2 separate regions of the Homo sapiens genome follow, and region 1 is linked to region 2. Evidence: read pairs that join two places in POLR2A ChIA-PET (ENCODE). Cell type or tissue: PC-9. All regions are shown on one strand. Links, peaks and the distances in the headings refer to the core of each region. The heading gives the core; the rest is flanking DNA. Region 1 overlaps CPAMD8 (C3 and PZP like alpha-2-macroglobulin domain containing 8). Region 2 overlaps SLC35E1 (solute carrier family 35 member E1).

What was found. Peaks named below come from ENCODE experiments on the same cell type or tissue, not always from the same donor. Only the 100,000 strongest peaks of a DNase experiment are listed, where the experiment ranks them.
Region 1: POLR2A ChIA-PET joins it to region 2 with 10 read pairs; 2 of 35 experiments call an interaction of 5 or more read pairs at or near these places.

Annotation. Positions count from the first base shown.
Region 1 is chr19:17,020,811-17,023,715 of GRCh38, reverse strand. CPAMD8 (C3 and PZP like alpha-2-macroglobulin domain containing 8) reads left to right here. Exons shown (of 42, transcript NM_015692.5): 2 at 1,535-1,686. Among named protein-coding and RNA genes, the nearest start is that of CPAMD8, 4.5 kb to the left of the region's middle. In PC-9, for the core only: no CTCF peak of the experiment used is centred there; DNase peaks (open chromatin) are centred at 1,315 and 1,825; H3K4me3 peaks cover 1,205 bases; H3K27ac peaks cover 2,159 bases.
Region 2 is chr19:16,567,267-16,570,171 of GRCh38, reverse strand. SLC35E1 (solute carrier family 35 member E1) reads left to right here. Exons shown (of 6, transcript NM_024881.5): 3 at 2,003-2,140. Among named protein-coding and RNA genes, the nearest start is that of SLC35E1, 3.7 kb to the left of the region's middle. RefSeq lists an enhancer at 132-632. In PC-9, for the core only: no CTCF peak of the experiment used is centred there; a DNase peak (open chromatin) is centred at 1,143; H3K4me3 peaks cover 811 bases; H3K27ac peaks cover 1,704 bases.

The DNA.
Region 1 (2,905 bases), core at 88-2,587, 450 kb before region 2:
CAGCTACTCTGGAGGCTGAGGCAGAAGAATCCCTTGAACCTGGGAGGTGGAGGGTACAGTGAGCTGAGATCACACCACTGCACTCCAGCCTGGGCAACAGAGCAAGACTCAGTCTCAATTAAAAATAAATAAATAAATAAATAAAAATAAAAAAAGAAAATATTGAAATGAAAATGTCTCCTAATCTCATTGCATGGTCCAGTTTCCCCCTTTACCCTCTTTTCTTCTGATTTCCATCATTCTACATGGTTGCAATTGTGGTGCCTTTGCTATAATGCTCTTGGTGATTGTGGGGACACTGTAAGCATTTCATGAGGTTACAGGGCCTTTGTAATTTTCCATGGAAGGCTGCAGATACTGGGAGACAGGAGCTCAGGTGGGGAGGACCTGGGCCCTCAGGTCAGGTCCCCTAAGGGCACCTCAGTGCCCTCTTCTGCCTGGCTGTGTGATCTGGTGCATGTTCCTATTCTTCTGAAGCATCAACTTCCCATGGGGAAACTGGGGGTAATGCCTCCCTTCCAGAGGTGACTTCATAGTCAATCAGAAGATTTTAGGAAAGAGAGGCCTGCTTTGATTCCATTGTTTTCAGAGCTCTTTTTGTTTGAGGCCCTATGGTTTGTTTTCAGGGTTTGTTCTTAAAATGAATGTTGCAAAGAAGCCCTTTGCTTCTTTTTATCAGGTTTTGGAGTCTGACCGCCTGAGTTAGAATCCTGGTCTGTCACTGTTGCGGCTGGTGACTTGACTTCTCTGGGGTTTCCTTTCTGACTTTCTAAATGGGGCTGATGTCAGCACTTCTCACGGTGGTGGGGGACGGGGTGCACCGTGAGGATGAAGTGGGATCCTGCCGGTTACCTGGCTTGTGGAGGAGAGTATTTCAGACAGTGGGCATGACATGTGCAAAGGTCCTGGGCCAGAAGGGCCAGGCGTGGTGGATCACACCTCTAATCCCAGAACTTTGGGAGGCTGAGGAGGGTGGATCATTTGAGGTCAGGAGTTTGAGATCATCCTGGCCAACATGGCAAAACCCTGCCTCTACTAAAAAGACAAAAATTAGCCGGCCGTGGTGGCAGGCACCTATAATCCCAGCTACTTGGGAGGCTAAGGCACGAGAATCCCTTGAACCCGGGAGGTGGAGGTTGTAGTGAGCCGAGATCATGCCACTGCACTCCAGCCTGGGGGACAGAGCAACACTCTGTCTCCAGGAAAAGAAAAAAAAAAAAAGGTCCTGGGGCAGAAGGAAGTAGCTGAGTCAACAGGCTGGAGGCCGGAATAGAGAGAGTAAGAGGGGTTGTGCAATGCTGAAAAATCCAGTGAGGCCAGATTCTTACCCAGCATGGGGACTTCACAGGTGAAAGAGCCAATCCATGGACTCAAGAACTGATGGGGGGGCACAGACTCCTAGAGCATCAATGCCAGCCAGGTGTGGTCAGCAAAAGGCAGGAGTCTGCTGCGAGGAGAGCCCTGACCTAGCTGTGGTGGCAGCGAGACCAGGGGTCTGGGGTGAGAACTTCACCTCGGATCTCCTTTCCTGCAGGGGTTACTTGATTGCAGCTCCCTCTGTTTTTCGCGCGGGCGTGGAGGAAGTCATCAGCGTGACCATCTTTAACTCTCCAAGGGAAGTCACGGTCCAGGCTCAGCTGGTGGCCCAGGGTGAGCCGGTGGTGCAGAGCCAGGGAGCCATCCTGGGTAGGTCCCTTGGGTGCCAGACCAGGACTTCCCCTTCTTTTGCAAAGTGGAGCCACTTGCTGGCCTTCAGGGCTGGGGCAGTGTGGGTGTTGCTTTGCTTCCCTTCTGCCCTAAATCCCCAGGGGCATGGGAGGGAGGGAGGGAAGACAGGTTGCATTCTCCTCATTCTACAGATGGAGAGAGAGTAAAGCCCAGGATGGGCAGCTCAGCTCATGGGTCCTCAGCAGCCCTGGTTCTGTGGGTGCAGATCTGGGCAGAGCACGGGCACCCACCTGTGTCAGCTTTGACCAGAGGTGGGACAGGGGACCTGAAGGAGATCACATGACCCCCCTCTGACCTTTTGTTGGGTTTCCAGCACACCTGAACCATTAGACTCAGACCTGGGCTCACAGGCCTGTTACTAAGTGCAGCTCAGGCCCTCAGCCAGTCTCTCCCCTTCACTCCTTGGTCAAATGCAGACAGCAACAGCCTCAGCCTCCTGGTCAAGATAGTGAATGCAGATCCCTGGCTCAGAAAGCTGTAATCTCCCAGGGGAGGTAGACTCATTCCTCATGCCGAGAATGATGTAGCCACAGGAGACACAGAGAAGGCCAGGGGCTCCAAGGCCAGTGAAGCAGCACTTGTCTCTTAGGGAGGTGTGGCCAGAGAAGGTGGAAATGTGGAAGCTTCTAGAACCTTCTAGAAGCCCTTCTAGTCCTAGAAGAACCAGGCACTCCTGACTTGGGTGGCTAGCCAACTGAAACCCAACCCAGTTGGCTTCTGCAACAGTTTGTGGTCTCTCATACCTAGAAAGAAAGTCCACTGGTATTGCTGGCCAGCTTCTCCCCCTACCTCTTGATGCAACCAGGTCTCTCCTTAAGATCAGGGGAAGCACCAGTCTCCCAAGATGGCTGGATAAAGTCCCAGGATTCCCTCTGATTGGCCTATCTTGGTTCATGTGCTCAACCCTGAGCCAATCACTATGACCAGAGGGGAAGGCCTATGCTGATTGGTTCATTTTGGGTCATGTGCTCAGCCCTGAACCAATCACTGTGACCAGGGGGAAGGCCTATGCAGATTGGCTCAGAGTCCCAGGAAGGTGGATGGAGAGCTTGGGAGCCACGTGCGTTGTGTGCTGGGCAGATAGCTTGTCCAAGGAAATTGAGGATCTGTTAGCAGGAAATGGGATAATGGTTGCTGGGAGGCAAAAATAATAGATACCTAATTGAGTCCTGGAGGC
Region 2 (2,905 bases), core at 186-2,685:
GTACCCAGCTTGGGCAAGGAGCCGGAACTTCACACAGTGAGGAAAGACTGGGAATTGGCCCGGTTAGGCAGCCAGACTAATTATAATGACATCATAACTTCTAGGAACCTGCCCTGCAAGGCAGATAAGGCCAGTAGTCATCATTCCTGATCTCAGGTTTTCCTGAGATGGACTGAGAGGGGAGAATCATGTGCCTGAGGGCCACAGCCTGATATTCGGGAAGCTGGAATTCAGGTCCACAGCCCTCGGTCTGCCCTCCTTGTGGCATGACCACTCCCTCCTAAAATCTCCACCTCTCCTATCTCTCCTTAAGAGTGTTTGTTTTTCTGAGACGGAGTCTCCCTCTGTTGCCCAGATTGGAGTGCCGTGGTGCGATCTCAGCTTACTGCAAGCTCCGCCTCCTGGGTTCAAGCGATTCTTGCCTCAGCCTCCCGAGTAGCCGGGATTGCAGGCGCGTTCCATCACTCCTGGCTAATTTTTGTATTTTCAATACAGACAGGGTTTTACCATGTTGGCCAGGCTGGTCTCAAACTCCTGACTTCAAGTGATCTGCCCTCCTCAGCCTCCCAAAGTGAAGAGTGTTCTTTGTAGGACAGGATTGAGCCGAGAGTCAGAAGAGCTGGACACGCGGGAATGGATCCTGGTGGATCCTGGAAGTTGGGAGTTGTTTAGCCCTGCATGCCAGACCTTCTAGAAGGCTCTCTGTCACTATGTTTGCTACTCGTTCATTCAGCTAGCAGCTATTGAGTGCCTACTGAGTGCTAGGCACCAGGATAAAGCAGTGAACAAGGACCTGCTCTAAGGTACACTAACGGGACCGGATGATGTAACAGACAGAGTGGGTGGAGAGGCTGGGCACGGTGGCCCACGCTTGTAATCCCAGCACTTTGGGAGGCCAAGGTGGGCAGATCACGAGGTCAAGAGATCGAGACCATCCTGGCCAACATGGCAAAACCCCATCTTTACTAAAAATACAAAAATTAGTTGGGCGTGGTGGTAGGCACCTGTAGTCCCAGCTACTCAGAAAGCTGAGGCAGAAGAATCGGTTGAACCTGGGAGGCAGAGGTTGCAGTGAGCCGAGATCATGCCACTGCATTCCATCCTGGTGACAGAGCGAGACTCCGTCTCAAAAAAAAAAAAAAAGAGTGAGTGGAGAGCTCTCTGCTGGGGAAGTCCAGGCAGTGGCCCTGGGAGCACAGCACAGGAGCCTCCCAAGGTGGAGGTGGGTTGGAGAAAGCACTCCTTGTGGAGGCAGGAGGTCACTGGGAGGAGAAGGCATCAGTGGAGTGTGCCAGCCAGGAGTAACCATACTGGAAGAGCCTGAAGTAAGAGGGAATGGGGGCTGGGCACAGTGGCTCACACCTGTAATCCCAGTACTTTGGGAGGCCAAGGTGGATGGATGACGTGGATCAGGCGTTCAAGACTAGCCTGGCTAACATGGCGAAATCCTGTCTCTACTAAAAGTACAAAAAAATTGGCCGGGCGTGGTGGCACATCCCTGTAATCCCAGCTACTGGGGAGTCTGAGGCAGGAGAATCGCTTGAACCCGGGAAGCAGAGGTTGCAGTGAGCCACGATTGTGCCACTACACTCCAGCCTGGGCGACAGAGCGAGACTTTGTCTCAAAAAAACTATTTTTTAAAAAGAGGGAATGGGGGAGCCTTATAGAGGATCAGGGCTTCAAACCCTGGTGCGTCAGTGGCAGCTGAACAGATCTGTGGAGTTAGGACCAGCCCCGGGCTGTGGCCCTGAGCAGAGGCTCTTAATGGGGGTGACGGTATGGGGATGGGGCTACCCACAAATAAGCCCTGCCCCTGGCGCTCTGATAACCACCTGCCCCCAGCCACCCACCAGAGCGTCACTGGCACAGCAAACACCACTTTCAAAGTGTTAGGTGGTATCCCTTTGCTGAGGGAGGAGAGGGGCTCTTCCCTGGGCATCTGTGGCATGTGGCCCAGCTCTAGTCTGGCCTGTGAGCCCTTCTTGATGACCTCTTCCTGCAGGTATACTTGTCACTCATCCCCATCATCAGCGGTGTCCTGCTGGCCACCGTCACCGAGTTGTCTTTTGACATGTGGGGACTCGTCAGCGCCCTCGCCGCCACGCTGTGCTTCTCGCTTCAGAACATTTTCTCCAAAAAGGTATTTGGTCACCATCAGCGGACATGCATGGGGTTTCAGGGGTGTGCGGGCAGCAAACTGGTGGCATTGGGAAAACAGGCGGAGTAGAAATTTCTTTGCTATTAGAGCAGAAAAATCTTGATTGCCATTCTGCTGATTTTCTGTTTGTCATTTTGCTTTTTAAATAGTTTGTTTTTCTGGCCGGGCGCAGTGGCTCATGCCTATAATCCCAGCACTTTGGGAGGCCAAGGCGGGCGGTTCACTTGAGGCCAGGAGTTCAACACCAGCCTGACCAATATGGCAAAACCCCATCTCTACTAAAAACATAAAAATTAGCCAGGCACGCATCTGTAATCCCAGCTACTCCAGACACTGAGGCACAAGAATTGCTTGAACCCAGGAAGCGGGGCTTGCAGTGAGCTGAGATTTTGCATCACTGCACTCCAACCTGGGCAAGAGTGAGTCTCCATCTCAAAAACAAAAAAAAGTTTTTCTATTATAAAGTTAATGTGCTCAATAAGAAAAAAATAAAGAAAAGCTCTTTTATTGAGACCAAGGCTCACTGTCGCCCAGGCTGGAGTGCAGTGGCACAATCATAGCTTACTGCAGCCTCAGTCTTCGAAGCTCAAGTGATCCTCACACCTCAGCCTCATAAAGCACTGGGATTACAGGCATTAGCCACCAGGCCTAGCTAAAAACTTCAATTTAAAACAAGATTTTAAAACTTGTTGAAGCCTAGTGCAGTGGCTCACATCTATAATCCCAGCACTTTGGGAGGCCAAGGCA